Linked DNA regions of Homo sapiens: region 2 is linked to region 1. Evidence: chromatin loops called from intact Hi-C (ENCODE). Cell type or tissue: ascending aorta. All regions are shown on one strand. Each heading gives the region's core, and the rest is flanking DNA. Links, peaks and the distances in the headings are about the cores only. Region 1 has its middle 86 kb from the start of LINC02753. Region 2 overlaps ANO1 (anoctamin 1).

Region 1 (5,371 bases), core at 133-5,132:
TTATTATTTGCATCATATTCATCCTAGTCAGACAGGGAAACATGGTAGAACACTGAAATGCAGGTGGAGGCTGCTCCCAGAAGAGCCGATTGGAGCTCTTGGTGGCCCCTGCCCTGGGGCAACCGGAGAGTGGGTGGGTTTTTCAAGGTGGACGGTGACTTTTAGGGGGTTCTGGCAGAGGCTGGGTGGAAGCACCAAGGTGGAGAAGTGGGCACCCAGACAGGGATGGGAGCAGCCCAGTGTAGCAGGTTCAGGTGGGGCATCTGGCGAGTAACGGGGGCCCCTGGTGGCTATACTCAACAGGGTTAAGGGGGTCTTATTGTAATTAAACAATTCACTGGGGTGACATTCACATAAGATAAAATTGATCATTTTTAAGTGTTCAACTCGGTGGCATTTAGTGCATTCACAGTGTTGAGCACCCACATTTCTATCCAGAATATTCCCATTCCCGCAGAGTACAGCTCGAACCCGCTAGCAGTCACTCCCCATCTCCCCCCTCCCCCAGTCCCTGGCAACCATTGGCCTGCCTTCTGTCTCTATGGATTTATCCATTCTGGACATTTCATATAAATGGAATCATACATTACATGGTCTTTCGTGTCTGGCTTCTTTCATTATGTTTGGAGTTTGCTCCACATTATAGCATGTATCAGAATCGCATTTCTTTTTATGGCTGAATAATATTCCATGGTCTGGGTGTACTACAATTTGTTTATCCATTTCTTCTTGGATAGCCATTTGGACTGTTTCCAAAGGGTCTTTGGAAGGGACTAGAGAGAGCCCACAAAGGCGCCTGCAGGGGCTGGGGTGGGGCTGGGCAGAGAGCTCAGTGGCTGCGCAGGGCTAGCGGGAGAGGAGGGCTGGAGGCAGCTGCTGTCAGCCCAGCCTCCGAGGCAGCTGCTCACCACTGATACCAGGGGCTCCCAGCAGCAAAGCGCTGTTGCTGGAGTGACAGTCCTCCGCTCTGATACAGAGGACCTGCAGCTGAAGCAGGCTAAACTTGCAGAGGGGCCCTTGGACAGAAGAGGCAAGATCTCTGCCTGGGCTTCTCCTTAGGCAAGTCTGTTTATTTAACAAACACTTAGAGAGCACTTATTGTGTGCCAGGCCCCGTTCCAAGCGCTTAATAAATATCGGCTCATCGAATCCGTGCAGCAAGTCTACGTAGTACGTGCTCCTATCATTCCTACTTTACAGATAAGGAATCAGAGGCTCAGAGAGGTGAAGTGACTTGCCCAAGGTCACACAGCAGTAAGTGGGAGAGTGGGGCTTGCACATAAGCAGCCCAGCTCCAGAGTTTGTGCTCTGCTACCGTAAGGTAGAAACACAGCGTTTCCCAAAATGCCAGTCTTCCAAGCTCCATGTCCCTGGTTTGAGCCAGATTCATGGTCTTCCTGTGCCATAACTGCCTTCATATTTTTCTTTAACCCAGCTCACTAGGTCACTCTTTATTTATTTTTGATTTTTTATTTTTTTGTAAAGGAGTCTCGCTCCTGTCACCAGGCTGGAGTGCAATGACATGACCTTGGCTCACTGCAACCTCCACCTCCCGGGTTCAAGCGATTCTCCTGCCTCAGCCTCCCAAGTAGCTGGGATTACAGGCATGTGCCACCACACCCAGCTAATTTTTATATTTTTAGTAGAGACGGGGTTTCACCATGTTGGCCAGGATGGTCTCGATCTCTTGACCTTGTGATCTGCCCGCCTTGGCCTCCCAAAGTGCTGGGATTACAGGCGTGAGCCACCGTGCCCAGCCCATACTTTATTTTTTAATTGTGATAAAATGTGCATGACATAAAGTTGATCATTTTCACCATTTTTAAGTGTGCGGCTCAGTGGCATTAAGACCACTCACATTGTTATGCAATCCTCACAGCCATCAATCTCTACAGTTTTTTGTTTTTTTTTTGAGACAGTCTTACTCTGTCACCCAGGCTGGAGTGCAGTGGTATAATCTCAGCTCACTGCAAGCTCTGCCTCCTGGGTTCACGCCATTCTCCTGCCTCAGCCTCCCAAGTAGCTGGGACTACAGGCGCCCACCACCACGCCCGGCTAATTTTTTGTATTTTTTAGTAGAGACGGGGTTTCACCGTGTTAGCCAGGATGGTCTCGATCTGACCTCATGACCCACCCGCCTTGACCTCCCAAAGTGCTGGGATTACAGGTGTGAGCCACCATGCCTGGCCCCTACAACTTTTTTATCTTCCAAAACCTAAGCTCTGCACCCGTGGAATGCTCACTCCCATTCCCCACTTCCCTAACCCCAGCGCTGGCACCACCATTCTAGTTTCTGTCTCTGTGAATGTGGCTGCTCTAGGGACCTCAGATGAATTGGAACATGTGGTGTTTATCTTTTTGGGACTGGCCTCTTTCAGTGGGTGTAATGTCCTCAAGGTTCACCCATGTTGTAGCCTGTGACAAAATTTCCTCCCTTTTTAGGGCTTATCGAACTTTATTTTTAAAGAACCCAATATCACTACTGAAAGTGGAGAGGAAGAAGCACTGGCCATGAACGGAAGTTTCATAAAGCACCATAAAAATGAGCTAATGTTATTCAATTCCCTGGGATACCCTGGGGAGGCCCTGAACCACGGCACGGCACAGTTGGCCAGGGAGACGGGTGTGCTATGGAGGCATGATGGACCTCCTGGCACCAAGCTGAGACTTTCTCCATGACATCCCCGAAAGACAGAAAGAGAAGGGCAAGTGAACTACGTTCTCACCACGTGTTGCAATTCTCCTGTTGGCCAAGTTCTTGTGCCACTTCACGTTGGCTCCCTTTGCCCCTAAAAGTGTTTTGCAGGACACTCATGGCTGGGCTGCTGCATTTGGAGGAAAAGGAAGAATGAGGATTGCTTCTGTGTGTTACGCAGGCTTTGTGAGCTGACCCTGAGTCCCGCATACTTGATATCTTCCTTTTAAGATGTAGGGAGGAGTCCCCAGGCTCAGAGAGCCTGGGCAATGCCATACAGCTAGAATTAAATATCCACTTTATTATTTTTATCTCTGTTGTCTCATTCGTATGAAGTATGAATTATTGTCCCCATTTATAGCTCAGGAAACTGACGCAGAGAGGAAGAATGGCTTGCTCAAGTCCATGCAGCTGGTAAGCGGCAGAATTTGGATTAAAATCCGGGTCCAACTGATTCTAGAGATTTCTAGTCAACTCCAAAGCTCTTTCCAGAGCACCATGCCAACCTTCTGCTTATCTCTCTGGAATTTGGAATTGGCATGGGTGAACTCAATACACCAGTTGCAAAATGTTATTACCAGGAGCAAAAAGAAGGGTATGGAAATAATAGGAAAAAGCTCATCTTTAGTCCCTGTCATTCACTACGTTCAAAATCTGTCTCCGGACCCTTGGCCTCTCTTCAACCTTTGTTTGTTTGTAGGGCTGAGACAGGTGAAAGGCTCAAGGGAGGCCTCTCAGCATGGAATCTTGCAGGTATGACTAACATCTAGAGGCCTGTTTACCATTAGAGGTTGCCCGCATCGCTCGAGTTTTTGGAATTAAACTGACTCTAATTAATGGTGCAAATATTTACACTCAATATATGATCAAAGAAAACACAGCCTGGTTGTTTCAGCATAAATAGCACCAATGCCAAGACTCTTGGCAATAAGACAGAGTTGAGATTACGAACTCTAAATAGGCTTGTAAGTCATTATTTGAGGATGGTAGCTTCATATAGAAAGTGCTTTCTGTAATTGAACACACTTGAGGGGTTTTCTCCTCACATGGTTGCAGGAATAATTCAATTCGTCCTGAATAGAGAGATTAGGCTTCCATCTAGGAGTCCATGGGAGAATGACTCAAGAGAGGGGACACCTCACATGGAGATTAGTTTACAAATAGGACAATCAAGAAGGAGGCCTGGGCAGGGTGCGGTAGCTTACACGTGTAATCCCAGCACTTTGGGAGGCCAGGGTAGAAGGATTGCTTAAGGTCAGGATTTGGAGACCAGCCTGGGAAACATGGCAAGACCCTGCCTCTAAAAACAATGCAAAAATTAGCTGGGTGTGTTGGCGCACACCTGTAGTCCCAGCTACCTGGGAGGCTGAGCTAGGAGGATCACCTGAGCCCTGGAGGTCAAGGCTGTAGTGAGCCAAGATCGTGCCACTGCACTCCAGCCTGCACTACCGGGAGTGAGGCCTGTCTCAAGAAAACCAAAAACCAAAAAACAAGAAAAAACACAGAAGGTAGCCTGCAGGCACCCAGTCCATCCGCTTCTAGGGCTGGGCCCTCTCGGAGGTGCTCTGCCAACAAAAACACTTGCTGTTTTCGTCGGACCCGAGGTGGCAGCCTGGTGAAAAGGCCCACGGAGTGGCTCCAAATGCCACCCCCTTCCAGAAACCAGGACAGCACAGCTCAGAGTTACGTGGGTTCTTTGCACAGGGAGCAGCGTTTGTCCCCAGGGTCCCGGCCTCTGGTTTAATGTGGGTTTAGGGGATGCCAGTTCCCAGGGAAAGAAAACACCGGGCCAAGCTGCCCTGGGGACACCGGCCCCGCCTCTGCTCTCAGAAACCCTCCTCAAGTGTCCCTTTGGGAAGCTTTCCTTGACCCCCTCTCAGCCACAGTATGCAAATGACAGCCCCTCAAGAGAGGACCATTCACAAAACCCCGCTTTGGAGAGGGGAGATAATTCATTCCCAGACATCTGAAGGGAATCTGAGAAGGAGAAGCTAAACCCGACCTCAGATCACTCCAAAGTGCTCAGAGCAGCCACAGCCTCTGCCCCTGTCTTCAGAGCGCTGGGTCTCAGCACACAAAGCCTCGGGGCTGCAGTCATCTGGGGGACTCCCCTGGTGAGGAGCTGGCTGCATTGTCCTTGAAATCAGAGGGTAAGTCCGTGTCCCCAGGCCACCCTGGCAGGGATGGGCACTGTCCCCCTTAGGACGCATTGGATCTCTCACTCAGGGAAGGAGCCAGGCAATGCCCAGTCCTCAGACCTAAGGGCCACACTTCCACCATGGCTGATGGTTGCTCATTGTCAGCTCTGCAGGCTGGGAGGGCTGGGGGCCATCTCATTTTGAAAGGGTCACCCTGCCCCCCACCCACTCACACCAGGATCTGTCAGCCCACTGCTCTGTCGGCAGCACGCCCAGGTGCTCAGGCCCTCGCTGCAAGCAGGGAGCTTGGGGTTGTGGGTGGGACTTGTCCATTCGTGACCACGTTTCATGGTTTAGAACATCTGAGTGCTTACAGCATATGGACTACTTCCGTGGTCTTTGAGTGTGGTGGCTGGGACCACTGGGGATGGACTGGAACCTTCTGACTGACCGTGCACACAGAACCGGACTCGCTAGGGTCACGCAAGCCAGGGTTGGTATGACAACTTGGGTGACACCTGGGGGGCTACACCTGTCCC
Region 2 (5,371 bases), core at 165-5,164, 150 kb before region 1:
CCAGCCCTGAGCTCAGCAGGGCCTCATGCTTGGTTTAATGCTCCCCTGTTGCTGCCTTAAAACACACAATGGGACGGGCGTGGTGACTCACGCCTGTAATCCCAGTACTTTGGGAGGCCAAGGCGGGCGGATCACCTGAGGTCAGGGGTTCAAGACCAGCCTGGCCAAAATGGTGAAACCCTGTCTCTACTAAAAACACAAAAATTAGCCGGGCATGGTGGCACGCGCCTGTGATCCCAGCTACTCGGGAGGCTGAGGCAGAAGAATCGCTTGAACCCTGGAGGCAGAGGTTGCAGGGAGCCCAGATCACGTCACTGCACTCCAGCCTGGGTGACAGAGCGAGACTCCATCTCAACACAGACGCGCACACACACACACACACACACACACACACATTGATTTTTGAACTAAAGACCTGCATTTTCTTCTTGCATGGGGCCCTGCAACCTCTGTTGCCGGCCTTGGAGGTGGACTCACCCAGACCTGCTTTGTGGTAGATGGGCCCTGGAACATTCACCTCTGGGGTGACCCTGAGGCAGCAGCCTCTGCAGCCTATCCTTGAGCCACTTCTAGGAGAGGCAGAGTTCCCAGCCTGCCCCCATATAATCGGCAGGCACGGTCAAGGCTTGTGCCAATAGCAAATGCTAGCCAGGTCTTTATGTTATAAGGCCTTGGAAAACAGTGAGATGATGAGGGCCCTTGCTCTGTGCCAGGCGCCGTCTATGAGCGGTTCACACAGCATCTCCATCCGCCTGGTGGGGCGGCTGCCTTGGACGTGGCCTGGGTGCTCTGGACACAGGAGGTGGAGAAACGGGGATCCCAGGACTCTTCTCTGGGAGAACGGGGGCTGGGCCGGAAGGAATAGGTCCCCAGCTGCCCGGTGCAGCGGAGGCCCACCCTGTAGGCTCACTCGGGAAGCCGGGGGGGCCTGCCAGGGATGATGGGTCCCGCTCAGTGCAGGCTTCTGCTTTGCTGAGCACAGGTGAGCCTGGGGCCAGATCCCAACTACTGTGGCCAGGAGAGAGGATCTTCATGATGCCTGAGACTCATCTCTGTGCCTCCTCCCCAGCACTGACTTACTCCCACTAATATTAGAAAATACTAATACTTCCAGGCTATCGGCGGCGAGAGCAGGAGCCTCATTACTGGCAGGCACAGATGTTCCACCTCACTTGGACCAGCACTGGGGACTGTTGCAATCCCAGAGCCCAGAGAGGGGAAGTAACTTGTTCAGGGCCACGCAGCAGAGTGGGAATGGAATCCTGGTCTGTGTGTATCTTCAAAGCCCAAGCACTGCCGGCTCTCATCTACTGCTCAAGGGCCATGGGGGGCTCCTTGTGGAAGTTGGGTGGCCTGAACTGGGCCCTCAACTGACTACTCATACCCTCCGTGGCCCTGGCCAAGTCCTTTAGCCTCAGATTCAGTTTTTCGTTCTGGAAAATGAGGAGGGGTCAGAATAAGGTCCCTTCCTGCTCTGGCCTGCTTTGAACTTTCTCCTTTCTGCTGCCTTGGACAAGGCTCTGGGCTCTAAGTACACACCCTGGCTGGTTGGGTCGGAGGGTGATGTGGGGGGATGCTGAAGTGGGTGTTTGTTTTTTGACTTTCTGGATATGCTGAACTTATGCGCAGAACCATGCCTGGTCCACAGCAGCTGGTGCTTAATAAACGTCCCTTGCAAGGCTCTGAAGGGCCTCCTCTGTGCCCAGCATCATGGGCATTCTGGTTCAATTCTCTTCCTTCAGGTACAGTCCCTAAACATTTATTAAAAAGTGGTGTAGGGCCAGGCACGGTGGCTCATGCCTGTAATCCCAGCACTGGGAGGCCGAGGCAGGCAGATCACTCGAGGTCAGGAGTTTGAGACCAGCCTGGCCAACATGGTGAAACCCCGTCTCTACTAAAAATACAAACATTAGCCTGGCATGTAATCCCAGCCTGTAATCCCAGCTACTCGGGAGGCTGAGGCAGGAGAATTGCTTGAACCTGGGAGGTGGAGGTTGCATTGAGTCGAGATCACACCACTGTACTCCAGCCTGGGCGACAGAGTGAGACTCTGTGTCAAAAAAAAAAAAAGGCGGGGGGTGGGGTGTAGGTACTGCATGTATCTGGCACAAAAGATGGATAGGTTAAGAAGAATTCATTGCAGCCACAGCCTGGAGCATGGAGGAAGTGTGTGTGTGTGCATGGGAGCAGGGGTCGGGCAGGGTGAGTAGGCACACACAGCCGTTGGGAGAACCTGCACTCTACGGTCAGCTAGCTCTGGGTTTGTATCTCAGCTCTTGCATTTTGTGATCCGTGTGGCCTTAGTTTTCCCGGCTGCAGAATGGGGTTGCTGATAGTGAAGAGAAGCCGTGTTAATAGGTTGTCAGGAGGATTAAACAACCAACAACCAACACGAGTGTGGCCCTTGGAACAGTGCCTGGCACCCCTCGGCCATCACGTGGTCACCAACGCTGTTGTCATTATTATGCAATAGCCAAGCACTTTGCAGCAGCAGTGAGTTTTAAACACGAGCCAGGAGCCGGCCTTTCGGGGTTTATCTCATGCCCCTCACTCAGCCTCCTCTCTTCTGAGGGCCTCTTGAGGGCAGAAGAAAGCAGCGTTTTGGGGGGTTGGGGGCAGGACGTCCCCAGTTGGGCACAACGCGAGCCCCTCTTCCAGAGAACAGGCATGTGGAAGGCCATCCCCATCATCGCCAGCATGTGGCCCAGGCCACAGTGACCACCTGGACTGAGGATGGCCTGGAGTCCACAGTGGTGGGACTGGGGACAGGCAGGGCCAAGGCGTACACCAACGGCCTGCCCATGAGCCCTACCGCTCTCCTAGGCTCTCCTCCCTGCCCACCTCAGCTTCTCGCACAAACACCATCAGCCCAACAAGAAGCCTTTTTCTGCTGGTTTTAAATCCCCCTCCGCCTCTCACTTCACCGCCTTTAGCCAAAATACAAAGAGCAGGAAGCTCTCTTCTTCAGAGAGGACCGGAGGTACAAGGGCAGCAGGCGGCTCCATGCTGGGGCTTCCCTGCAAGCTTGGTGGGGATGGGGCGGAAGCTGCAGGGAGCACGCACCTCCCGCTTCGCTCCAGGTCGCCTGCTGGGCAGAGGCCTTGGCTTTGGCCTCATCTCCGCCCACAGCGGCTGAATCCTGAGTAACTGCTGTTTGCATTTCTGACCATGTGGTGGAAGGGCCGAGCTGGCATGGCCAACCCCTGGGCTGGCAGAGCCTCCCTGCTGGGGCCACCCTCCAAGGGAAGGAAGGAAGGAAGATGGAGGTCCCCCAGGCTTCCTCCAGGGCTCATGGGGAGAATCCTCACCTTACACTCACCATTTTCCTCCGGCTTTGAGCTCCTAGCCTAAAGCCAGCCTTACAATCCCCACCAAGTCTGGACTACCTTGATCTTTACCACAACCAAACCCAAGTGCCCAGGACCTCATACCATATTAGCAAACAAAGGGAAACCTTTCTCCTGCCTAGGACCAAATTAACACCAAAAGGGAGATAAGCCAGATTCCTCAGAGCTTTGATTCGGGGGTGGGGGTGGGGTGGAATATTTTAGGTGTTATTCATGTATCAAAACATCACTTAAACAAAAATTGACCAGATATGGTCTTTTTGTGCTGCAAAGAGTCAGTTTCTTTCCTAAGACTGATTGGGTCTTTACAGACAGGCTCAGTGGATACATTTTCTAAACTATACCTCTGCTTTAGAGATACTTGGCAGGAGTGGTTCGAAAAATAACCAAACTAACATTTTAGGGCTTTTCTGAGACTTGGAGCCCTTGCAGGGCAGGGTCAGCCCAAATTCCCCTTTATAGTCAATTCCCTGGCAGAGCGATTTGCACGCTGAAGGCACTGCCTGTCGGCATAGAAACCCTGCCAGAGGTTGGGAGCCTGGAATTATCCTTAGGTTCATGTCAGGAAATCTAAGAAACAGCTACAAAAGCAAGCACCAGAGGGACTCTGCACACTGAGGCTGAGCTTCTCAAAACTTGACTCTTTTTTTTTTTGGCTACAGGGCCCCACTCTGTTCCCCCAGGCTGGAGTGCAGTGGTGAGACCATGGCTCACTGTGGCCTCGACCTCCCGGGCTCAAGGGATCCTCCAACCTTAGCCTCCCAATGTGTTGGCATTACAGGCATGCGCCATCGCACCAGGCAAAACTGGACTCTTGTTCTGAAGTCATGTGGGGGAACTGGGCCCCTGAGCGAGGCGAGGCTGTCTCAGGTCTGGGCCTTCTTTTCCGAGCTCCCTGACGTCTGACATACCCTTGGTGAACAGCAGAAGGCACATCGGATCTACATTCAGATGCCTGCCTATGCTGTGGGATGCAATCCTCCCTTATGGAACAGTTCCTGCAGAATTTCTCGGGGCCGTGCAGATAAGGGAAGCAGGCAGCCTTAGGAAGCTGGGCAGGTGGAACCTACTGTACAGCCCACGAGCGCCAGCCTGCACTGAGGCCACTAGCATTCGCATCTCACCTCCCGGGAGCACCAGCCTGCACCGAGGCCTCTAGCATTCATGTCTCACTTCCTGCAAGCACCAGCCTGCACCGAAGCCTCTAGCGTTCACGTCTCACCTCCTGGGAGCACCAGACTGCACCGAGGCCTCTAGCGTTCATGTCTCACTTCCCGCAAGCACCAGCCTGCACCGAGGCCTCTAGTGTTCACGTCTCACCTCCTGGGAGCACCAGCCTGTACCGAGGCCTCTAGCATTCATGTCTCACCTCCCGCAAGTGCCAGCCTGCACCGAGGCCTCTAGCGTTCACGTCTCACCTCCTGGGAGCACCAGCCTGTACCGAGGCCTCTAGCATTCATGTCTCACCTCCCGCAAGTGCCAGCCTGCACCGAGGCCTCTAGCGTTCACGTCTCACCTCCTGGGAGCACCAGCCTGTACCGAGGCCTCTAGCATTCACGTCTCACCTCCCGCAAGTGCCAGCCTGCACCGAAGTCTGGCATTCACGCTCACCTCCCGCAAGCACCAGCCTGCACCGAGGCCTCTGGCATCCATGTCTCACCTCCCGCAAGTACCAGCCTGCACCGAAGCCTAGCATTCATGCTCACCTCCCGCGAACACCAGCCAGCACTGAGGCCTCTGGCATCCATGTCTCACCTCCCGCAAGTACCAGCCTACACTGAAGCCCCTAGCATTCATGCCTCACCTCCCGGCCACACAAGGAAACAGAAAACTTTCTTGTCACTAATGACCAACAGTGAAAAAGAACAAGCCAACCATAACAACTTTTAAAGAATGAAAATGGTCAGATGTTTCTTTTATGCCTTTCTCTTAACAATAAAACATAGCCTAGCACAGATGGGCCTGAGAAGGACTCCCAGACTCCTAGATGGCTTCGAACCATGTCCTTTCCTCCTGACGGCTCG

What was found. Peaks named below come from ENCODE experiments on the same cell type or tissue, not always from the same donor. Only the 100,000 strongest peaks of a DNase experiment are listed, where the experiment ranks them.
Region 2: a loop joins it to region 1, with 4 times the contacts of the local background. A loop is called at or near these places in 2 of 110 quality-filtered maps.

Annotation. Positions count from the first base shown.
Region 1 is chr11:69,977,159-69,982,529 of GRCh38, reverse strand. It overlaps a transcript of ANO1 not described here. Among named protein-coding and RNA genes, the nearest start is that of LINC02753, 86 kb to the left of the region's middle. RefSeq lists enhancers at 1-637, 638-1,360, 4,600-5,099. In ascending aorta, for the core only: no CTCF peak of the experiment used is centred there; DNase peaks (open chromatin) are centred at 2,679 and 3,119; H3K4me3 peaks cover 541 bases; H3K27ac peaks cover 5,000 bases.
Region 2 is chr11:70,126,328-70,131,698 of GRCh38, reverse strand. The region is part of intron 10 of ANO1 (anoctamin 1); the gene reads right to left. Among named protein-coding and RNA genes, the nearest start is that of ANO1, 51 kb to the right of the region's middle. RefSeq lists an enhancer at 2,076-2,908. In ascending aorta, for the core only: a CTCF peak has its summit at 3,172; a DNase peak (open chromatin) is centred at 3,158; H3K27ac peaks cover 4,122 bases.